Regions from separate parts of the Homo sapiens genome. Here regions 2, 3, 4 and 5 are each linked to region 1. Evidence: chromatin loops called from intact Hi-C (ENCODE). Cell type or tissue: heart right ventricle. All regions are shown on one strand.

The links. Peaks named below come from ENCODE experiments on the same cell type or tissue, not always from the same donor. Only the 100,000 strongest peaks of a DNase experiment are listed, where the experiment ranks them.
Region 2: it touches region 1 in a loop (27-fold over the local background); 18 of 110 quality-filtered maps call a loop at or near these places.
Region 3: a loop joins it to region 1, with 3 times the contacts of the local background. A loop is called at or near these places in 10 of 110 quality-filtered maps.
Region 4: a loop joins it to region 1, with 5 times the contacts of the local background. A loop is called at or near these places in 18 of 110 quality-filtered maps.
Region 5: it touches region 1 in a loop (4-fold over the local background); 10 of 110 quality-filtered maps call a loop at or near these places.

What each region holds. Positions count from the first base shown.
Region 1 is chr2:77,519,654-77,524,653 of GRCh38, forward strand. It overlaps LRRTM4 (leucine rich repeat transmembrane neuronal 4), which reads right to left and starts at 2,723. Exons shown (of 4, transcript NM_001134745.3): 1 at 2,456-2,723; 2 at 2,015-2,165; 3 at 1-211. The coding sequence starts at 2,018. RefSeq lists an enhancer at 3,037-3,702. In heart right ventricle, a CTCF peak has its summit at 2,737 (motif pointing left); a DNase peak (open chromatin) is centred at 2,724; H3K4me3 peaks cover 1,975 bases.
Region 2 is chr2:76,950,824-76,955,823 of GRCh38, forward strand. The region is part of intron 3 of LRRTM4 (leucine rich repeat transmembrane neuronal 4); the gene reads right to left. Among named protein-coding and RNA genes, the nearest start is that of LRRTM4-AS1, 33 kb to the right of the region's middle. In heart right ventricle, a CTCF peak has its summit at 3,111; no DNase peak of the experiment used is centred here.
Region 3 is chr2:77,432,791-77,437,790 of GRCh38, forward strand. The region is part of intron 3 of LRRTM4 (leucine rich repeat transmembrane neuronal 4); the gene reads right to left. Among named protein-coding and RNA genes, the nearest start is that of LRRTM4, 87 kb to the right of the region's middle. In heart right ventricle, a CTCF peak has its summit at 2,275 (motif pointing right); no DNase peak of the experiment used is centred here.
Region 4 is chr2:76,962,470-76,967,469 of GRCh38, forward strand. The region is part of intron 3 of LRRTM4 (leucine rich repeat transmembrane neuronal 4); the gene reads right to left. Among named protein-coding and RNA genes, the nearest start is that of LRRTM4-AS1, 21 kb to the right of the region's middle. In heart right ventricle, no CTCF peak of the experiment used is centred here; no DNase peak of the experiment used is centred here.
Region 5 is chr2:77,445,368-77,450,367 of GRCh38, forward strand. The region is part of intron 3 of LRRTM4 (leucine rich repeat transmembrane neuronal 4); the gene reads right to left. Among named protein-coding and RNA genes, the nearest start is that of LRRTM4, 75 kb to the right of the region's middle. In heart right ventricle, no CTCF peak of the experiment used is centred here; no DNase peak of the experiment used is centred here.

The DNA of each region.
Region 1 (5,000 bases):
CTGTTGAACCTTAATGATAAGCCTTGTGACCCTCCAGAAATGTTCTCAGGGATATCTGCGAAAGCATGAGACTCACAGTACACAATTTTGCCATCACATCTGCAGTTCTTTGGGCAAGCTCTCTGAGCACCCGTGAGCATAACAAGCAGCAGTGTAGGAAGTAGCACCAGCACCACACTCATGCCTTTCAGCTGCGTAATTAAATGGAAACCTACGATATTAAAAAAAAGACAGATGCACATTGTGAAGCTATTAAAATAAATCACCGTCGGTTTACCAACAACAGGGGCATTTCCTCTAGTGTAGGAATGGGACAGTTGATTTAAGGAAAATGCATTAACATTTCGAGCATTATTTTCTTCAGTGTTGCATGTTTGCTGCTTAGGTTTCACTTTTTCTTCCTTGATCTTCAAATCACCACAGTCCCATAGAATTAAGAAAAGCCTTTTTGAGTTTCAGGAGTTCCTACTTATTTCAACATTGAAAAGCACAGAGCCTTTCTCACCACTGAATGCTGACATTTTAGTAACAATAATATTTGGCTAACCACTGTATTGAACAACAGTACCAAAAGGAAGTGTACTATGTGCTCTGGTAAGGGCAAAAATGTGACTTAGTAAACCTGGTACCTGTACGTGTTTCCCAGTTGAGCAAACAGGCTGTGATTTGGCAAAAGAGCTTCAGTAAGCTGTCAAGGTAACCCAAGTTTGCCCTGCCTGAAATTGTGTACTTATTGCATAATAGGATCGCAATATGTGAGCTCTGAAAAAACAGCATTGAGACTAGTATAGGCAGCCAATGAAGCATTGGATGAAGACTAATAACGGTACGAGGTGCTCTCAAGTTGTTAATAAGCATAGATTATTGCATACTGTGGCTCCCTGCCCAACGATACAGGAGCTAAGACATCTAAATACTCATAACAGAGAACACTCCAAAGTTAAGACTATCAAAATTCGTATTATTTGCCTAAAAAGCAAAATAATATTGTGTAGTATCACTTTGCCATTATTTTAGAGTTGTTTTTGCAAATTCGAAGGATAAACAAGGAAAGAAGCAGCCAACTACTATTTTTCTCTACATCACCCTGATCTCTTCACATTTCTCACTGACTTTTTTCTCCCCTATCTCCATTAACTTCAGAAAGCCTGCAAAGTTACAATCTATTGGCACTTACACTGCATTTCCAAGTCATTGCATGTTAAGGGACTTCTTTCCTCCGTCAACAGTAGATTTATTATTTCTTAATGGAGAGAAAAAAAAAGAAACAACTACCATGTGTTGCAGTTTCTTTTTTTTTCTTAAATTTTTAAATTTTTAACCAAGAGGCAATCAACCAAATCCCTAATCTAAAACCCATCCTTCTTCTCAAACAGTTAAGTTTTTCTTTTTTTTCTTTTTAATTTAAAACCCGATCTTGCTCTCTGTCCTCTTGCCAGCTACAGACTCATTGAAATACATTCCAGCTCTCCCAGACAGGAGAAAGGGGGGGAAAAAAGCCAGTCACACTCGAAAAAATAAGACTGGCAAATGACTGCTGGAAATTCGGAAGCTGTGTTCAGGATCCAGCTTCAAAGATAAAACAAGCCCTTGTGCAACCTCTGATAAAGTAAGGACCCCACCCCTACATACACGCAGCAAAGTGTTAATAGTCATCCTGACAGCTACCAGAAACACAAGCCTCGTTAATATTATCAAGAAATAGAAGCAAACACAGTATTTATCTCCTTCTGAATTCCCAAGCTGTGGATACGCAGACAGTAGAAACAGTCTTAAAGATATTTCTCTAGAGTCTGTTTAAGTTCGTGTTGTGCATTTATAGATTAAAAAAAAAACACTGCAAAAAGGAAAATGATCTAAAAATATAATAGCAACTATAGTGAATCAACTGGCAAACTCAAAGGCTGCTGCTCTTTGCCTGTTTCCCCGTCTTTTATCTGCTAATGCCACGACTGAGGATAGGAAGCCAAGAGGATCAGCTTTGCTCAGAAGGAAACAACAAAAGTTCACTTACCCATCCTTTGTCATCCAAAAACGTTTCCCCCCTCTCTCAGCTTTCTTCTTATTTGGTCTCTTGTGCGGAAACCACCACCACCTTCATGACACAGTGCGGCTGTCATTCACACCATTCTGATCCCGCATGTGAGCTAGTAGCCCCATACAAACTTCCCCGAGAGGACAGGCAAAAAAAAAAAAAAAAAATACATATATATATATACATATATATATATATATAAAAAATCAGCACAGGGTGGGATGGTTGTGGGGGCAGGGAAAAGGAAGCCGTTGGGGGGATAGGGATGGGGGAGGGCCTCTAGGCTCTGAGGACCATTGTGTAATTCACCAGAGACCCATCAGCAGTAATTGGCAATCTGTGCAAAAGAGCTACAGCCCATCTCGGAGGTAACCAACTTCTCTGTAAAAAGAGAGGAAAAAAAGAAAATCTTCAGAATACCTGGCATTCCTTATTGTGCTGGCTTTTGCCATTCCCAGATAAAGCAATTCATCCTCTGGATTTTCAGTTCTTGAAGCAAGTAGGCCTCCTGTGCTGTATGAGACCCCAGTTTAAAAGCTATGCAGGCTAGGTTTATCCATTTAGCTGGTCAGGTTTAAAGTGTTTTGTAGCTGTGCTGGGAGGCAGCCCTTGTCTAATTCAGAAGGCTTTCCAGAGACTGATGATGCTCAGAGCTTGTTGGTGCTAATGCTTGAGTTTGTGATACACTGAGTGCCCTCCGCTGGAGAAAACAGATTGCACATTAAAGACGGGAACAAGTGAGCCTGTCAGTGGTGTGCAGCCTTCCCTTGCTCAGAAAGGGAAATTAAAGGCACAGAATCACTATTTTTTTCTCTCCAATAATTTAAAAGGTTTATGCCAAGGAGTTCCTTTCAGTTATAGCAAATATTAAGTAAAATACTGCTTCTCTAAATGTTATGCAATTAATAGTTTTTCAAAGTTGCCATGACCTGAAATTTGTTTTTTCTGCACGTCACTGGAGATTTATCATCTTTTGCAAATGACAGAAATTGTTGAAATTTAAGTTTTATTCACTGTTGCTGTTGGTTTGTTTTATTTATTTATATTGTTTTAAACTAACCGCTTATGGAAGAAATCTTATTCAAGGGAAAAATGCAATTTTAATCAATTTTAAACAGGTTACATTTAACATGTTTAAGTCTGATTTTCAAATTCTCAACCTTTGACATAAAATGCATTTTACAATTTTGTGCATTTTATTGAACAGTCTAGAACACTACTTTCTAAAAGTTTACATTTTTAGTCTTAAAGCAGTTATAATCTATAGTATATTACCAAATGTGAAGGTAACTAAGAGATAAGAGTAGAATTCTAGCTTGACATTCTTAGTGCAGCCATTATCCTTAAATCATCTACATTTAGAATGCAAATCATTTCTTATGCAAATCACTTATTGTAATGTGCAATTCCAGAAAAACAAAAGCACTTGAGTTCTGCATTATCATGGTATTACTCTAAAATGTGCAGAATATCCTCAGAATTAGAAGGGATGACATGATAAAACACCTGATATATATATAATTTAAAAGGACCTACACACTTTCTTTAAGCTTGGACAGACGTTGAAAAACATAGTGCATCACCTCCATTTTTTCCTCATTTTTACTAGTTTATTCCATAATCCTCTGGCAGATAACAATTTTTAGAATAATCCAGGAGAATGAATCAATGTAATGCAGGGAGAGACTGCTAGGTAAGACTGCTAACCTAATTTAGCAGACGTGAGAAATTTAAATGAATTTCACATAAGCATTTAGAATTGCTGTGGATCATCGCAAATAGATATTTTTAGAAAGAGCCTTGGTTTTAGATTGTTTGCCAAAATATTAATAATTAAGGGGGCTTATCATATAAATAACACATATAATTTGACTCAGATGTATGAGTAGGCAGTTGCAGGCAATTGTCTCATTACTAAGATTTCTTGAGGAACAGAAAGGAATAATATGTCCCCCAAATATATTCCTTTTCCACTAACTGATACTTGAATTTCTATCTTAGAAATGTGTGCCTTTGGCTTAAGGCTTAATACCTATTAAAATGCAAATGCACGCCAAAAGAGGCAGGATTATTGTGGTTGCTGAAAATAAGTATATCAATATAAATGTACACATACGATTTGTTCATAGTGGTGTAGTTTAATATAGAAACACAAAACCCACCCAAATATCAATGGTAGAGGATGAGTGAAGGGAAAATTAATATATTAATAAAATAGAACACACACTGCCATTAAAATTAAAATAAAGGGTGATATATGCTGATAGGAAATTAGACCACCATGTATAAAGTAAGCAAGGTGGGGCAGAGAACTCAGATAGTTAAGGGCAGTGAAAGGGAGTCTATTACTGTAAATAGAGCAAAATAAAATATTCAGAGCAGACTTTCCTGGAAGATGGATTATAGAAGTATTTGATTTCATCTTTTATTATAAAATTGTCTGTGTTTTCTAATTTTAAATATAATGAATATGTCATGTGTGATATCTATCAATATACGTGTGTGTGTGTGTGTGTGTGTGTGTGTATAACTTTTTCTTTGTTTGAATTCAGGATATGAAAACAGCTTTGCTAGAATGTTGGGAAAACCCCAGGATATTCTCTACATCCATAGTGTAATAACTGGCACATCTATAGTGTAATAACTGGCTAAAATGCAAATTTTGTTCAAAGTACCAGGATCTAACAGGTGCTACCTTCCAAAGTACGTGCTAGATTGTATGCAGAATTTACAAAGAAAGTGGCCAAAAGTCTCTTGAACACATTGTAATGATATAAAGGGTAAAGAAAGTTGAAAAAAGTAGAGGATGTTGTGTGGAAGATTTGCTTGGAAGAAGCTGTTTTGGTATCATCTTTACACACACACACCCTTCACCCAAGAAAAAGTGGTAGGTTTCTTGGCTCCTCAGCTTAAATTAACTATAGTGATAGGGACTTCCACAGGCACCTTGAAGAGCTTCTTATGT
Region 2 (5,000 bases), 570 kb before region 1:
TTCAGCCATATTAAGACTAGGCTAAAATGAACTAGAGTTTCCGAGATGTCAGAAAAACCTCATTGTTTTCCTGACAATGTGTCTTCAAATAAACCAGACAGATGCATTCACGTGCAGCCTGTTTTCCTTCATTTCAACACTTTGGAGGAGGAATCCATCAATGTGATTTAAGAATAGATCTGCATATTAATGTTTTCTATCATAAGGAGGAAATAAATACAGTAAGTGTAGCACATGTAATTTAATGATGATGTTATTCACAGAAGGTTTATACAAAAGTCAAATGATAGATTGGCTGCTCTGAATAATAGTTGGAAAAAATTATAAGTCTTGTTCTAAATTTTAAAAGTAAACTTATAAGCATCAAGGAACAATAAAGCTGAAGTGATTAGCAGTGTAAAAATATCTGTCCTGTGATTTAACTTGTCAACATGTATGAAATTTAATGGTAAATATGAAAGACGTATAATGATTAGGAGAGTATGAACTGCTATTCTTAAGGATGGCTTCTCTTTCAGTCACTTTTTTCTAGGTATCGGAGTCTATAAAAAAACAATTTATTTCTTTTAAAAGATAATTACCGTTAACCTAGAGTTTCAACTCTACTCTTCATAATGACAAAATGTCTTTCTCTATTAATTAAAGAAAAGCAGGTCACTGGACCACATCTTTTTTTTGTTTGTTCCAAATAATATTTACCTAGCCTTTATTGTCACAGTAAGAGAGGTGAACCTTAAAAATTTCAAGGTTTGTTTGACTATAAGAAATTGCTGCTCAAACCTTCAGATAATAGATAATTTTTTTCTTTTACTTTAACTTCTGGGATACATATGCAGAACATGCAGGTTTGTTACATAGGTATACACGTGCCATGGTGGTTTGCTGCACCTATCAACCCATCATCTAGTTTTAAGCCCCGCATGCATTAGGTATTTGTCCTAATGCTCTCCCTCCCCTTGCTCCCCTCCCCCTGACAGGCCCCAGTGTGTGATGTTCCCCTCCCTGTGTCCATGTGTTGTCATTGTTCAACTCCCATTTATGAGTGAGAACATGCAGTGTTTAGTTTTCTGTTCCTATGTTAGTTTGCTGAGAATGATGTCTTCCAGCTTCATTCATGTCCTTGCAAAGGACATGAGATCATTTTTTATGACTTCATAGTATTCCGTGGTGTATATGTGCCACATTTTCTTTATCCAGTCTATCACTGATGGGCATTTGGGTTGGTTCCAAGTCTTTGCTATTGTCAACAGTGCAGCAATAAACATAGGTGTGCATGTGTCTTTGTAGTAGATATTAGCTATAGTAGGCTATAGTAGGCTTTTGGCAAAGTCTTTAGGGTTTTCTAGGTATAGGATCATATTGACAGGGAAGAGATAGTTTGACTTATTTTCCTGTTTGAATGACATGTATTTCTTTCTCTTGTAGAATAATCAGATGGCCTGCAGATTTGGAGAAAATATTTGCAGACTATGCCTCCAACAAAGCTATAATATCCAGAACCTATGAGGAACTTAAACAAATCAACAAGAAAACAACAAATAACCTCATTTAAAAATGGGCATGAACAGACATTTCTCAAAAGAAGGCATACGTGTAGCCAACAAATATGAAAAAATGCTCACTGTCTCTAATCATCAGAGAAAGGCAAGTCACAACCACAGTAAGATACCATCTCACACCAGTCAGAATGGCTATTAATAAAACGTCAAAAAAGCAGAAATAATGGCAAGTTTGTACAAAAAGGGGAACACTTATACACTGTTTGTGGAAATGTAAATTAGTTCGGCACGGTGGAAAACAATTTGGAGATTTCTCAAAGAACTTAGGAAACAGAGCTACTGTTTGACCCAGCAATCCCATTACTGAATATATATCCAAAAGAAAATAGATCATTCAGCAAAAAAGACAAATGCACTTGTATGTTCACCACCGTATTATTCACAATAGCAAAAACATGGTACCAATCTCGATGTCCGCCAGTGTGGGGGACTGGGTGTGGTACACATACACTACAGAATACTACACAGTCATAAAAAGAATGATATCATGTACTTTGCAGCAGCATAAATGGAGCTGGAGACCATAATCCTGAATATATTAATGCAGGAAAAGGAAACTACTGCCTGTTCTCCCTTATAAGTGGGAGCTGAACATTTAGCATCCAAGGACATAAATATGGGAGCAATAGACATTAGAGACTACTAGACAAGAAAGAAAAGAATGGGAGAATGGTTCAAGAAACTACCTATTGGCTATATGCTCACTACCTGGATACAATATACTAGTGTAACAAACCTTCATATGTACCCACTGTATCTAAAATAAAATTTGAAAAAAAATAAAGTAAAAAAAAAAATAGTATACCTGGAAAAAAAGAAAAACTTCAAACAAGAAGAGTTTATGGATGTCACCATGATAACACAATAGACTATTCCAGACCTTTTCCCCCACAGGAACACTGATCTAACAACAGTATATGGACCAAAAAGCCTCTATGAGAACTTTAGAAATCAGTCAGGAAGTGGCAGTACTCCATGCAACCTCAAAGCCAAGAATAGTTGCTTTGAAACGGGCAAAAATGCTATTTTATTTCAAACAAGAGAGCACCTTTCCTAACGCAGCACTGCTCACAATTGGTAGGAAAACACACGCGCACACACACACATTACGTTCTCTTGTGAGGGAAAGAGAAGAGTAGAACATACATCATATATTTCATCATTTTTGGGAAGCTGCCCAAGGGACTGACTAGGAGCACTGAGAGTTAACTGGTATACCTTGAATGTCTGGGGTCCACAGAGATCAAAAGAGAGTTCAGCAGCTTATTGAAGCCCTGGACTACACATCATACCACACAGAAACCAGCACAATTCACCACAATTGGGATTAAATGCCTGGTTTGTGGCTTCTCTCTTGGGAGGGAAAAAGTAGAGTAGAATGTGCATCTGATATTCAGCTTTTCTGGGACTGTTTGAGGTACTGATTACTGTCTTATCTGACTCAGAGTCCTGATGGGAGCTGGCATAATTTGTATGCTTGAAGGTTACAGAGCACAAGAGAGGTCAGTAGCTTATGACAGTATCAGAGAACCTGCAATACCACAGACAGACACCAGAGAGAGCAAGAGACTACAACCTCCTGAGAAAGAAACTGACAAGCCTCTTCAACAGAGAAACTACGTGCACAAGCCTGGAGAAAAGACCACATGTATAAAAGATTTGAGAAGCCCTCAGAGTCTCTAGCCAGGCAGGCTGGGGGTGGTCTTTCTCTGAATGAAGCCAGTCCATAAAGACTCAGAGAGGTAGGTTTTTTCAAAGTGTATGGATCCCCACACAATGTTACACGGCATGTAAAGAAATAGAAATAAGGCCTAATCAAAGAAACAAAATAAATTTTTAGAAACAAACTCTAGGGAAATAGATGTATATAAATTACATAACAAAGAATTCAAAATAACCATCAAAAAGATGACCAATAAGCTCAGAAAACAATGCATGAACAAAACGAGAATATCAGCAAGATAGAAATTAATAACAAAGCAACCAACAAAAAACAAAATTTTGGATATGAAGAATACAATGACCGAATTGAAAAATTCACTACAGTTTCTAGATCAATCCAAAGAAAGAAATCAACAGACTTGAAGATAGGTCATTTGAAATTATCCAGCCTGAGAAATAAAAAGAAAAAAAAAATGGAAAAGAGGGATGAAAGCCAAAGGATCTAAAGTATACCATCAAATGAACAAATACGGGAGTTCCAGACGAAGAAGAAGAGAGAAAGGGCCAGAAAGCTTACTTGGACAAGTATTGGCTAACGTGGTCTGAAATCTGGGGAAAGAAATGAAAGTCCAGATTTGAAAAACCCAGTGAATTAGAACTGAAATGAACATAAAGAAGCCCACGCTGATATACGCGATAATAAAATTATCAAAATTAAATAATGAAAACAATTTCTAAGCAATATGAGAAAAGCAACTCATCACATACAACTCACCACATCACATACATATTCATAAGACTATCAGTGATTTATCAGCAGAAACCTTGTGGGCCAGAAAGACTTGGTATGATATAGTAAAAGTGCTGGGGACAAAACAAAAACAAAAACAAAACAAAAAAACCGCCAGCCATAACATAAATACCATAACCAACAACAATATCCTTCAGAAATGAAGGGGAAACAAAGACTTTTCCAGGAAAACAAAAGCTGCAGGAGTACATCACCATTAGACCTGCCTTCCACGAAATCCTAAAGGGAACTCTTCATGTTAAAATAAAAGGACACAAGACAGCAACATGAAAGCATGTAAAAGTATGAAGCTCACTGATAAGGGTAAATTTATAGATAAATAAAAATATGGTAATTCTGTAATGGTGATGTATAAATAACTTTTAATTCTGAAGTAGGAGTTAACAAAAAAGTATAAAAATAACTACAACGATTAAAATAGGTCAATTGACACACAATATAAAAAAATGTGACTTGTGACATCAATGTAAAAAAGTCCGTTGGGAGAAAAAAAGTGTAGTGTTTTTGTATGTGATTCAAGTTAAGTTGTTACCTACTTAAAACAGATTGTTACCATGATAAGGTGTTTTATGTATGGTAATCATAAGAAAATATAGACATAAGATATGAAAAATAAAATGAGAAAGGAATCAAAGTATGTCACTACTAAGAATTCAATAAAACAGAAAAGAAGCAAGAGGAGAGGGTAAAAAAGCTACAAGACAGCGATATGAACTGTTTATGTTCTTCTTAAATTCATATGTTGAGTTCTCAATTCCCAATACGATGCTATGTAGAGGTGGGGCCTTTGGAGTGTAATTAGGTCATGAGGGTGGAGCTCTCTTGAATGGAATTAATGACCACCTAAAAACAGAAGAAGATGCAGGATCTCACCTTTCACTCTCCACTTGGGGAGGGTACAAGGAGTGGATGACCGTCTGCAACCAAGAGTGGGCCCTCACCAGACACTAAATTTACCAGTACCTTGA
Region 3 (5,000 bases), 87 kb before region 1:
AGAAGAGTCAGAGTCCTGTTTCAGTCTAGCTGAAACAGATATGTAAACAAGAGAAATGTAAACAGGATGAAGTAAGACTTCTCCTTTCAATACTTCTTACTAAGATTTTCTTTGCTTTGCTCTTTGGAGTATACTTTACAAGGCATTCTCCAAACTGTCTCTTTGTTTGATTCCCTGGAGATGTTTACATCTTCTGCCAGTGAAAAGATGATAGCTGAGTGAGCATTGTGTCTTTCCTCTCTGAAATGGGAGAAGGGCAATTGTGAAAGACAAGGCAGAAAAAGACAATCTACAGCTTTTAGACAGTTTTCAGGTAGGTTAGTTTTAAGAAATAGTACATGTGGATCTGGAAATTAAATTTCTTAAAACTATACATGCTTTTGTAACCCCAAGCCTTCGTACTGTACCAACAGATAAAAATGTTCAATTGTTTGAAAGCTGCTGCCCTGAAGAAGAACTTGAGCAGAACTGCCCATTTATTTCCTTAAAAATGAAAATAGGAGAGAATAGATGAACAGAAAGTTATGAGGGCAGTATGAGGAAGATATGATGTGCAGGGAGGCTATAATATTATATTTTGAGAAAAAAAGAAGTGGGAAAGGTCAAACAGAATTAACCATAACACTTTAAAATCAAAACGGATTGCCAAGTTCAGAGAAAGCTTATCTTCCATCTCAACCTTGCACCAAAATTAACAAATCTAAAAATGACTAGATCTTTAAAAGTCAAACACTATGCCTATAAAGTTTGCTTATTATGAAGTAGAGTGTGTAGGAAAGCAAGATGATATACTTATCAGGTAATATTCTGATATGTTTACCTATAGATTTTCCATTCTTCATTGCCATAAGACCTTAGGCCATTTTACCACCAATTAAGGGAAGCCATAGCAGACATTGAAAAACCAAAAAGAAGGATTTCTTGGCTTTGGAGTTTTCAAATGTTGAAGTCCTAACACAAACAACAGGAGTGGAAGGAAAATTCACAAGCCACTGGGATGCTGCAGAATGAGTAGATAAGGCTCTCTCCACCGATCTTTGAGCTGGGGCATGAGAAACATCAGAGAGAAGAGCAGAAGAATTAATTCTGTTTAGGAATAGGTCTCTGATGGCTTTCTGTCTTGCATTTTAACCCATCTGAGCTTCATGCAAAGAGGCACAACAGAATCTCTACACAAGTTATGGGATTTGAGAGCAGAGGATATCTGAGCCCACAAGAACCATGCGGTTCTAGACTTCCCAGCATGTAAGTTGCTGTAGCAATAAAGTAGACATAATTGTCCAATGGGTCTAGATGTGAGATTGCCCTACTAAGTTTCCCACAGTGATAAAATTAAGATAATATCCAAAAGATCCCTCTGGAGATCTTAAAGCTGTAGAGAGTGACATCAGCGTTAGGATGTTGAACAGACACAATCATGTGTGTAGACTTTTTTTTATCAGATCCCAGATTGGGAAAAAAAAAAAAAGTTTTCCACATGTCAGAGCAGAATGGCTCTTACTGAATAGGAACCAGGAAAATAAAAATGCTGCAAAAGATACCAAAACAGGCCAATAGTGACCAAGAACCCAGCCACCTTTCATGGGCCTTGATGTGAGTCAGAAACGTACATGCAACTTTTGAAACAAAGGGAGAAAATAATAACACTTGATCTGTTAAAAAAAAAAAAAACTAATGGATTGAGTTTATTAACAAATGGCTAATTTTCTTTTAAAAACAGTCTTAAAAGAGCTGGTGGCAGAAATTAATTAGAGTTATGCAAAAAAGTTACATATTTTACACACCACAATTGATACATCTTAATAACCATTGGTACATAAAATTAACATAATAGCTGTAATTTATGGAGAACTTTCTCTCCAGGTTTGGTGTTCAGTACTTTGCATGCATTATTTTATCTTCTAAACAACTCCATAATTTAGAAATTGTTTTACAGCATTCCCATTTTAAAAGTCAGTAAAGCATAGTGATTTGCCCAAGGTTACCAAGCCAATAGGTGGTAAAATCAGAAATAAAATTCAAATATATTCACACCAATTATCCTACCCTTAGTAATTACACCAAATAACTATGACCATAAAGATGGATAGTGATGTTGGTGAGTGAATATGTAAACTGTAGCTATATTGAAGGTTGTGTTTCCACCTCCTACTTTAGAGGACCTAGTCATCCAGTTTTAGGGATTCTCAGTGGTCACTATTGCTATCTTGGGTCATACAATTTTTTGTTCTCAATTGTTTGTCCTATGCATTGTAGGATGTTTAGCAACATGCCTAGCCTCCCTCTGCCCACTAGATGCCAGTAGAACTCCCACCCCCAAGTTGTGATGACAACAAAAATCTCTATTCATTGCAAAATTTTCTCTGGGGGGCAAAAGAGCCCCTGGTTGAGAAGCACTAGGTAACATACATTTAGAGTGACTGAGTGGCCAAAGGACCTCTTTCTTTACCCACTGTCCTGAGTCCAGTTTTGAGATTTGTTGTGATCTCATAACTGATGTTGAAGACTTGAATCCAACTAATTAAAAGAATTGGAGCTGTATCTACAACTCATGAAAAGAAATTGCATCATGAGACATATTTTAAAGTTTTATTACTCAGCTATTCCTTAAAGAAATTGCTGTATTGCTTAGCTAAACATTCTTAGGTCAATTATCCTATATGTGCATATTCTTTAATTTCTTACATGAAGATTCAATATCCAATTTATATAAAATGATTATAATGATAACATTAAAAATAAACCCAACATTTGTTTAAAGGTCATGCAAAGTCATACCGAATGGGCCAGTGGTGACCAAGAACCCAGCCACCTTTCATAGGCTTTGATGTGAGTAAGAAAGATACATGAAAGTTTGGAAATAAAGAGTGAATATAATACTTCCTAATCTGTTAAGAAACTACAACACACAGGACAGCCCAAAACGTTCCTCAATTCAAGATGTTAATAGTGGCAAGGCTGAGAACCTCTAAAGCTGGACAACTAGGTCCTCTAAGGTAGGAGGTGGACACAAAACCTTCATATAGCTTCAGTTATATATTCATTCATCAATATCTTTATCCCTCCTTACATTCATGAAGTACTCCTGCAGATTCAGGACACTAAAACTTTTACCTAGACCATACTGCAAGGGAAAAAAATATCAAGGATTAATGGTATAATTAGAGAATTATTGATTCATTTCTTCGTTCAGTTTTAATTCATTTATATCATTCACATGAGCATCCATTCTTAGATAATTTTGACTCTCCATTTATGTAGAAATATATATGAATAGGAGAGACATTGATAAGTTCAAACAGAGTAGAGTGTTGTAAGAAAACATATTAAAAGCGGTACCAAAATTACTGAATCATCTATTGATAAAACATGCTGCATATTCTTATGGGACTATGAGAAAAAAATGCCCAAAGCAATGACTAAATCGTTAATAGACTATACACATTTGAATAAAGTCTAGTATGTTACGTAGTGGTGAGGTTACAATACTAAACATGACATATACCTTGAACGTCTAGCAATGCTAAGCTAATGATGGCTAGAATCCTAAATACAGAAAATCATCTGTCTTTGAATAGCAATGCTAAGGTTGTTTGATAATAATACAAGTTAAATTAAATTAATTATATGTGATTTTTATAATCATATATAATTGCTATAATTTATTTTATGTAATTTATATAATACCATAAGATTAAATAAAAATTAGAAGTCAGAGCTTGATGTTAGGAGAAAGTAAGTTTTGGACCAATAGAAAAGGGATTAATTTATTATAGAATCCATTACCATCAGAAATAACATGCGTTTAAACAAACGAATAGATTCTAGAAAGCTTTAGATGATTTAAATGGGTGACAACTCACCATGCATAATCTTTTGATAATGAAATATATTAAAATAAAGAAAAAGGAAGTAAAGACATAACCAATACATTAATTTCTGCTTTTAGTTCTATAATGATAAGTAATGATCACATATTTTCTGTATGTAGTATATAAAACTAAAAGGCAATGTTTTATTGGTATAGACAAATCTTTCTGTTACTCTTTCTCTAAACAACAAAAATAACAAAGTATAAGTAGATAGATTTAATATAACCCACAGTCCATTCTGAGTACATCTATAATAAGGAATATTTTTATCACCCAAACATCCACATAACATATATATAAACAAAAATATTAATATAAATAACTTATCTATAAGAACTCTTATGTGTCTGGTTTGTAGGATGAGAAAGAAAAGTATGCTTATCTGTTTTGACAGTGATCTGATTAAAAAGAACCCACAATATAGTGAATTTGCTAAGGGTAGCCATTTTAATTAAGATGACCTTTCAATATTGGTCTGTTACATTTCTAGTTAGCTAAATTTGACGATTTTTATGAATTTTTGATTAAGCAAGATGTTTAGTATAAAGGAATCAGAAATATCGTTGATATTTTTAAACATGAAATTTTGAGCTTATTAAACATACCATTCTGAGCAGGCAAGCATGAGAAATTTTAAATATGCTTTGCATTTCACAACAGCTTCCTATTATACAGAGATTCAACCCTCTAATGAACTCTATTTGTTGACTCATGCAAGAAAACAAGGTAATTGCATTATCTCAACCCCACTGACTTTTTAAGCCATGGTGTTAGAACTATTACACCTATGTTTGAAATGAAATATATTAAAAATAACCAAGTTACTTTGAGGAAATTGGGCATAACCTTTTCATATAAAAGAAAGAAATCTCATTGAATTGGAATAAAAGTATACTTCGAGTAAGAACATTTAACTCACTAGATAAGTGTAAAACATTAGCATTACTCTGCAAAAGTTATAAAGTGATTAAAAATGACATAAAAAGTACAGTACAAAACTTAATTGAATCATGTTTGATAGAAAATGTAAGGCCAGAATATTTAATGACTATCTAGTTTAGGGTTTTTGTGTTTCTATGGGCTATTTAAGATTGCCTTAGTTCCTTTTTGAATGTTTTTCTCTCCTGA
Region 4 (5,000 bases), 560 kb before region 1:
ATATGATTATTTACTATTATGCTAATAAATAATGAAAGTGTATTTTTTTTTGTCTAGGGAGAGAAACAATATAAATAGCTGAACTTTTGTGGTGAAGTGACTTTTACTACTTCACCATTTAAAACCCACGTATGTATTTATTTTTAAAATAAAAATAAATGAAATAAATTTATAAGCAAATTCAGTAATATAATTGCAAATTTTGGTGAAATAAATTTTAATATAATATTAAATAAAATACTGTTTTAAAAATAGACAGAACATCTTAGGAATTAAAGCAAGTATTATGAAAGAAATTTCAAAGGGTATTACAGCTTACCTCATTCAACTCATTAAGATACAGATAATTGCAATGCTATTTGCACATTTCCAGAGCATTAAAAAGATGCTAAACTTTACATTTTTAAATGCCACCGTGACTCAGAAGCCAAAAGTTGATTTAGAAAATTTAAAAATAGCACACTTATACACACAAACACGTGCACCATCAGATCAGTCTCAATAAATCTCAATCATGATTATCAATGAACAAAAGGTAGAACTCTGACAATATTCAAAGTGTATATTAAGATAAATTATGCATAATAAATTTAGCTTTCATCTAAGAATTCAAAAATAATTCAATGTAATTATTTAATTGATCAATAAATGAAAATTTTCAACTTAATGACCTTACTCAATGTAAAAAATGTATTATAAAAATTTAATTCTTATTCCTGAAAGAGCAATGATTACTAAAAAAGTAAAAGTAAAATTAATATAACAATTTTATAGACTACAAACCAAGGGTCAACATTAAATTGTGATAAAATCCTAAATACTGTATTCTTAAGTAAATGGCGATTCTACTTAAGAAGGCATTACTATTAGTTATCATTGCTCTGGAACTATCTCCTTAGAAAAAAGTAAAGGAAAATCTGAAAAAATGTATTGATCAAGTGATTAAAACAGATTTCTCATCAGAAAATGGCTAAACCACATGATCAGGCAATACGTAATATAAACACATATGGCCAAGAAACCTTTGAAAAAATATTTGATTCAGAAATAATTTAAGAAATTCAAATTAATAAACAATGAAATTTATTTCTTCCTTGAGAATGAAAACACATTTAAAGATTCTTATAAGTATCATCTAAGCTATAAAATAAAAATGTATAAGGGGAAATTTAGCTTTATGTTTTCAAAGCCTTAGGATTTTCGTACTGTTTCATACTGCTTTTCCATATTTCAGACATATTACAGGGACATTCTCATGAATATTGGTCCCTTGACATATTGTTTATAATAGTGAAAAATATAAACAATGTAAATATCTAATAATAGTAAGAAGTTTGTACCATAGGTTAATGGCAGATAAACATTTAAGGAAGTATTTTTAGTAAGAGAATATTACCATAATTATATAATTTTAAAAATTTCATTTTTATATTAAATTTCTGAAAGTATATTACACAAAACATGTCATTAATATTTTAATAATGAATATTTTTATGGCCTACTGTATTACAAATTATGCTTTTCATTAAATTTATATACAATCAGAAATATATTATCAAATTTTAATAAGACAAATAACTTTCAGTGATAGACATCAAATAAATCTTCATAGAAGTAGTCAGAATTCATTTGGAATTCTAAAATAAAAATGAGCCTAAACCCCTATGAGCCAAACAAAATGAATGTTTGTAGCTGTGACCCTAATAGCACTTCACTTTAGTTGGAGGTAGACGGGGGATAGTGTTATGTGTTGTTTGGAGAATACTGTTAACATTTTAAGCAATAAAAAAATCAACTCTTCAGATATGCAAGACTTTATTAGTTGTCTATAGTGTCTGCTTTGTTGAGTGTAACTAGCCTCTGTTTCATTGAATGTAACATGAAATATGTGGAGGAAATAATTTTACAGATAAATTCAGGTCTACCATACAGAGTATTCCTATACTATCAAAAGTCAGAGCAGCTGAAATGTCCTCTGATTCTTCTGCATCATCCTCCAACAAAAGTGTTGAAATTTACCAATTGTTTTTTTCCTGTTCCTAAGTAAAGCTCAATAATTCTACAGGGGTCTGTACTCCCTGTCATATATTCAAATTGTTTGACATATTGAAAACTGAAATAAAATTATGGTTTTAGAATTGAGTAGTGCATATATTACAAAACATGAAAGATCTAAAATTAATAATCTAATCTTCCTTACTTTAGGAAATTAAAAAAATAAAAGCAATTTAAGCTTAAATCAAGCAGAAGAACAGAAACAATTAAAACTGGAAAAGAAATCAATAAATGTGAAAATGGGAAAACAGAGAAAAGCAATGAAATAAAAAACAATTAATAAAGAGAGAGAGATAGAAGACAAAAATTATCCATACCAGATATAAAAACTAGGCCCTTTGTAATTTTCCCATGGACATTAAAATAATAACAAAAGAGTACAACAAACAACTCTATACCCACAAATTTAATAATTTAGGTAAAATTAATACAATTCCTTGAAAGATATAAATGCCCAAAATTCAAAGAAAAATAGATCTGATTAAGCCCATATCTATTAATGAAATTGAATAAATGATTAATAACCTTCCAACCTTCCAAAAAATGAAGCATCTGGTCCAGATAGTTTCATTGGTGAATTCTACCAAATATTTAAGTAGGAAATGATACCAATTTTCCAGGATCTGTTTCAGAAAATACACACAGAGGACAAACTTCCTATCACATTCTATGAGGTCAGCATTACCCTACCAGCAAAAACAAATTAAGATATTATAGAAGAGTGAATGTAAACTACAGACCAATCTCTCTCATGAACACAGATGCAAACAATCCTCAACAAAATATTAGCAAATTGAGTTCAACAATGTGTAGAAAGAATTATACACCATCATCAAGTAGGATTTATTTCAGCTAGGCAAGGTTGATTCAAAATATGAAAATCAATTTATGTTATATGCCATATCAACAGGGTAAAAAAGAATCATATGATTATATTAATTGATATCTTTGATGAGCAGAAACATCTTTAATTTCTAAACATTTAACTTTGGATGATGTAACAAAAACTATTTTATTGTTTTGGGACCTAAAGTAAATACATACTTGCATATTTAACTCTTATAATTATTATTGTTTACAGGTTAAAAAAAACAGTATTCAAAACTGACTTAGCCTGATTTTAGCTGAATTCACATTGAGTAATTCTTGGTTCTACTACTTACGCTTTTCACTAGGCATTTCAAATAAACACTGTAACATGTTCTAACTGTAAAATACACAGTACTTGAAAACAAATTTATATAAATGAAACTATTTCATAAAATGTCACAATTACATAAGTTATATGTGCTCATTTAGGACAATTAAAAACTATGCAAATGAAAGTACTAATTATCATCCCTATAGGTATATCAATAAAGTGAAAACCGAGTATCTAAATTTGCCTTTGTACACCCTCATAATAACTGTAGGGGTTGATTGGAGCCAGGTACTCACTGGCCAGCTTCAAAAACAAATTGCAAAGAGATTTCCCAACATCTACTCTGGTGGCAAGAGTTGGCTACAAATCGTTCCTATCATATGACAACAATTTTAGGAAAGATGAAATCTATACTAGGATAGACAAAGGATTTTAAAGCATAGGCTATAATTCCCAAACCAACTCCCCTAACAGGTTTTATAGTAAATGGCAACAAATACTTTGAACATTGGAACATAACAATGAATTGCAAACAAAAAGAAAAGTGAAAGAGGAAGAAAAGAAATGGAGGGGAGGAGAAAGGAGGAATTCTAGTATCAGGTGAAATAGGAGAAGGAGGTAGAGGAGAAGAATGGGGAAAAGGAGGAGCAGGGAGCAAAGGAGGAAGTGGGAGAGAAAGAAAAGAGAGACAGCAAGAAGGGGGTTAGGAGTAATTACATGTATTTTTTGGTCTGTTGTGTGTTTTTGCTCTAGACTCTGACCTCATATTTACAGTTTACTTAGTAATAAAAGAAACAAATATTGAATCCTTTTCAGAAAATTTCAAACATGCATAAGGCTCTTTCACTTCTAAAAAATAACTACGCAAGCAAACAAACACAAGCAAGAAGAAAATCCCTCAATTCTCCATTTCCCATTGTAACTTAATTCTCTCCATCCTTTGTAAGTAATTTCTTGGAAAAATTATCACCTTCTTGTCTTCCGTTCACTTCTTCATCTTATTAGAATCCTGTTTAATCAAATTGGCTGTCCCAAAAATACTAGTGTCATGCTTTTAATGACAATCTAATTACCAATTCCAACATGATTTTTTGCAATTCTTATACAACATTGTACAGTGGTTGACACTGCCAATTAACCCTCTTTGGGGATTCTTAATAACATTCTCTGTGGATTTTGCTTCTACCTCTCTGACGACTTTTCAGATTGCTTGTATTGCCTTCATTGTTCATCTGGGTCCTTAAATATTTTCTTAAGGTACCCATTCAGCCCTCTCAATTTTTATTCTCGCATATTTTCTTGTATAATAGTATTACTATATTTTTAGCTTTTAAAACTGCCAAATCACCTATCAAATAAATAAATTTGTACTTAATCAGGCTCCTAAGTCACTATTTCCATCACATAACATCACATGTTTACTGTCTTGTAGCTGTTTCTACCTGTTATGCCTTATTATGTTTCTCCTTTCAGAATAAGTGCATTCCCTTGCTTTTTTTTTTTTTTTTATTCTTAGGAGAGGCACTACCATTTACCTATTCAACTAAATGAGTACTTGTGGATTTATTCCAGACACCTCCCTGAGTTTCATGCTCAATCAGTCAGAAAGTGCTAGAAATTGTATTGAAATCGTTCTCTGACCTAATCTTCTCTAGCTGCACAGTCATTATCAGTTGAGATACTAACAACACTATATACAGTTCCACTCACCAATCTATCGTGCATAACATTGGAGTAGATCTTTCTGTGTTGCAATTTTGATCATGTCACTTCCAACATAAGGTCACTCAGTGATCCTCCTCCC
Region 5 (5,000 bases), 74 kb before region 1:
GAAAGTATTTTCCCTTTCAATCCTTGAAGCTGGACTAAGTCTCTTCTACCACTTGTACACCAAATGCCCAGCATATTTTGTTATTTCTCTTTTGCTCGCCTATCTTTTCTTATGATTTCTTCCTCCTTTTTCCCAAGCTTTCTCCTTAATCTTCAAACGATTTCTGAGTCTCTCTGTAACATGGGGGTGAAAGTGTAGCATAGCAGTTTTCTCCTTTACTAAGCATCAATGAAGCACATTTGGAAATAAGCTTAACATGCTCAGGATATCAATGTACATTTTCACATCTCCAAACAAAATACCATTTGTCACAGTTACAATACATTTGGGGTCCTTTAATTTCAAGATTTATACAAATGTTTTCACAAATAAATAGTTACCATTTTCCATTTCCTAGTTCTAAGACTGCAAGCTGTGTGGCTTGGGTGTTTAACTTCTCAATTTTCTCACCTATAAACAAGTGATAAAAATACCACCTATCTGATGGGCTTTCGTGAGAAATAAATGAAGTAAAACCTGCAAAAATAGTCAAAACAGTGTCTGGCACATAGCAAGTAGTCAGTGAAAGATAGTTATTGATATTATTAGTATCATTAACTTTATTTTCCTAAGTGAGATGTAATCATAATGCAAAAAATATGGAGCATGTTCTGAGTTCCTTTGAGACAGGGTTGGGGACTGATAGGTTATATAACGTAAGCACTTTCAAAATAACATTATCATCATATAATCTATATAGGTAGCACAGAACAATGCTTCACTAAATATTTGACTCAACATGTAATAGGCAATCTGTTTATTTTAGTAAATAAAATGCTATGGGTTTTTTTCTGTATCATGTTTCTCCATCTTGGCACTACTGATATTTTGGTTCATACCATCGTTTGTAGAGAGTATTTTTGTGTATTGTAGGATGTACAGCAGCATCTCTAGTCTCTTCCCACTAGAAGTGTTGCACATTCTTCCTGCTGAGGTGTAATAATGTTTCCATAAATTGTCCATTATCCTCTGGGGGTCAGGAGGCAAAATTACCCTAGGTTGAGAACAACTGATTTACATTGATCTTCAAAGATATAATATTGGGTCATAATCTTCAACAACAAGATATAGCTTATATTGAATATTAACAGAATAAAAAATAGATTATTCTTACAACTAACTTAGTACCATCAGCGATTTGCAATAATTAGCCCTTTGTGGGGCCTAATTTGACCTAGTTCCAACATAAACTCATACCTTTTTTGCTTCTTTAAGATCGAACATCAGCCACACTGTCTTCCTCTCATTTTATTGATGTAAACAAGAGTCAGAGCTTGGACTTCAGCCATAACAAGACAGCACTTTAAATATGGATACTGTAAAATCATGATGCGCTTCCCAAGATATGCCATTTTTCTCCCCTAAGACTACTCTGGCCATCTCTAATCCCAGATTTGGTGAAGTCTGCCATTACCCTCTACTAGTATAAGAAAGTAATGTAAATAATAACTCAGGCTTTGAGGACTCACAAAGGTATCCAAAATTATGGAAACATGTTTAAGAATAAATTTGAAACTTTCTTGACAAATCAAATAGGTGTTTGTCATTTTACAGTTTATAAGATATGAATCCAAAACTAGTACAAAATAAAGGTGGAGGCAGTAGAAAAATCTAGTGATGCAAAACAATTTTTTAAACATATTACCAGAGGCAGAAATTATAAGGAATGGGGTCGTTATTGCATATACAATGTGAATGAACATATGTACATATATGTGGATATTTATGGGAGAAGCTTCACATCTTTCACCAGATTCTCCAATACTTTAAAAACTCCAAGTATAGTCAGTTCTACTATAACACTTGTTTTGAAAATGCAAATTTTTCCAAGGCAATTTGTGTGTGTATGTGTGTCTGTGTGTCTATGTGTGTTTGTGTGTGTGTGTATTGTAAGCAAGTATATCTGTAAAGACATAGGTATATTTATATGTGTACAGATATAAATATATTTGCTCATGTGCAATTCTGCCCACAAGAACAATAGGCACATGCAGAAAACTGTATCCGGCTCCAGCTGAATAGAGCTTGGTAGGAAACACTGATACCTGACACATCACTGAGGTATCTCAATTCACCATGTGTTATTAGCCACACCCATCCACATTCTATGTCCAATTTCAATAACCCTCCTTCTGTCACTTTATAATAACTCACAAGCTTCAACCATTCTAACATCTGCATCCACAACATAGTTTATGTGCCATAATTCTTGTAGTATTTCTATATTTTTAACCATTCAACACGTATGCAACTGTTAGACTTTTTTTTGATGTTTGTCTTTTAATATGTCATTGACAAAGTTTTTGAGTATCAGACCCCTAACTCTGTTTCCCCCAAGCCCTGTGAATTGTATTGCACAATTATGCAGAGCACAGTGGTTTTTCAGAACACATATGGCATGTTATAGCAGACCCCGACTGTAGTTTAATGATGTTGGCAAACATTCCTCGTGTTGTTGGATTTAGCTCACTGTTTCCACACAAAGGTGTTAGTAATGAATGTTGAACGTGGGGATTTTAGCATTTTATTAGTACAGTTTATTTCTTCAATATCTCCCTTTTTATATAAAAAGCAGAGAAGGTATTATTTATTGAAAGAATGGATTAGATGAGTGAACCATGGGGACAAAAAAGAGAAAGGTGCAAAAGACAGAAAATAAATTATGAAAATGTTCCTTTTCCTTAATCATTCTCTAATTAATTTCTTATCCACTCTCGAGGGGCTAGAAAGTAGGACGTGTACCATATTACACAGAAGGTGGCATTAGCTCCTTTGTCACTGTTGGTAAGATTTTGCATATGAATCAGCTGTTGTGATGTGGATAGCTCAGTAGGTTCTGACCTCCTGTTCAGCACTGTGGTTCAACTGCAGACACCATGAGATGATTGGCAAGGCCAGTGCATACCTGGCTTCTGGTAGAGATCAGCCTTTTACATAAGAGACGAAATTATCACTCATGATATACATAGTACCTTCCTGAGTCTCATCTTAAATTATTCTTTTGCATACAATAACTAAAACACTAGAGGGATACAGTTTGCAGTTTTGTATCTGTATTATTCTAATTGTATTATCAAAAAAATCTCTTTTCAAGTATCTTCATTCATCTCTGCAGTCTGCATTTCAAATTACCATCATCTGATGTGTTATAATGGGAGAAGAACTGGGAAGTTCATTTACATAATTCTTATTCTTACTGCCTTCCTTCTTTAGGTCCATTTTCGCTATCAAAAAAAGATGAAGTAAAATATTAGTGTGGGCATGAGAGAGAGTCTCTTGGAGGTATAATTCTAGAAGTAGAAATACCAGGTTGTACAGTGATCCCTGCTGTAATATTTTACTTTTATAAATGGATGCTCTTTGACAAGAATCAGAACAGTATATTGTTTCCGCGTGTACCTAACAAAGTTAAGAATGCATTTTCTTATGTTTAGTTGATTTGTTTTCAAATCTGACCTTGTCAATTGGCAATCATTCACATGATATTTGTGGAAAGTGGCCAGTTTAAACCATTTTACTATATTTGCAACTGATATTGACATATTTGAAATTTGATTATCTTGATCATAGGTATATCAGAAGTATTTTTATAGTTCCTTTTGTGTCTATGTGACATGCATCATGATTCCTAACATAAGGAATAGCAGTGAATTGAGTCTAAAAACATCAATTAATCTTTAAGTTTATATATCCATTCCCTGTCATTGGATAAACATTTTAGGCTGAAAAAGGACCTAAAATCTTAAGGAATCTGATTAGTTTAACCAACATGAATATGCGTTTAAGATAATTTTAAACTTTTATTTTACATTAAGAAATCCAAACAACATATAAATCTAGAAAAGTTTTATAGCGCAGGTTCATTGGCATAAGCTTTAGAATGAGAGGATTTTTTCAAAGTTTGGCTGTTTCACTTATTAATTAGAGTCTTTGCATGCCATTTATCTCATGTTTTAAATAATAAAATGATACGAGAATTGTGAAAAGTCTAAAAGTAGATAATGTACAGAGTGGATATGTGTCATTTTTGTTTCTTATTTATTTGCCTTTTCAGAATTTTGACTGGCTTCCTCTATTTTATGGAATCTCCCATCTCATGAGATAAAGCATTCCCAAAGTTATAGAAACTAAAAGTACCAGGCTCATTTCCCAGTCTCTCTTATTACTAAGGTTCAATCATGTGACCTACACTCTGCCAGTTTGAAGCACCCTCCACCAGCCTTAAATCAGAAGCTGGTGATAGCCGGGACTATACGGAATACACTGCTGAAAAAGGTAGCCACTCGCAGCAACTGTATCTTGTCTAGTGTGCTGTGTTGGTGAGGTTAGCACTGCCAAAAACAGCTCCTGGTGCCCAGTGTGACCACAGTGTTGCTTCAATGGATCAATTTATGCCAAAAGGCATAATTTTGGATGCTACTACTGACAATGTCACCTCAATTCCCGTCTCTCCAGCGCTGCTGTTAATGAATTCCACTCCTACCTAAACCAGCCAGAGTCAGTTTTTCTTGCTTTTGGCAATAAACCTTGCCTGATACAGTATACTAAATACTTAAGCAGGACCAAGTCTATAGTAATAATGCATATAACTCCAACAAGTCAGAAACACTTGGCTTATTTAGTGTTGTATTCCCAGCACCTAGTTCAAGTAACATATAACAGACATGAAACAACTATATATCAAATAAATCTTTAGTCATGAAAATTTTACTCATTGAAGCATTATTTAAAACACTTTTAATATGATATTTATATGACACCTGATACTACCTGGTGGCTTCATATTTGCTTTAGAGAGATGTTATTCAACAGCTTAGGAGTTATATAATATTAAAACTCTCCTCTTTCTCTCTCCGTCTCTCTCTCTCTCTCTGTCATGCACACACACACACACACACACACAAACACAGACACACACACACATACATATCTCATCAGGTACAAAGTTACAGGGTACATAA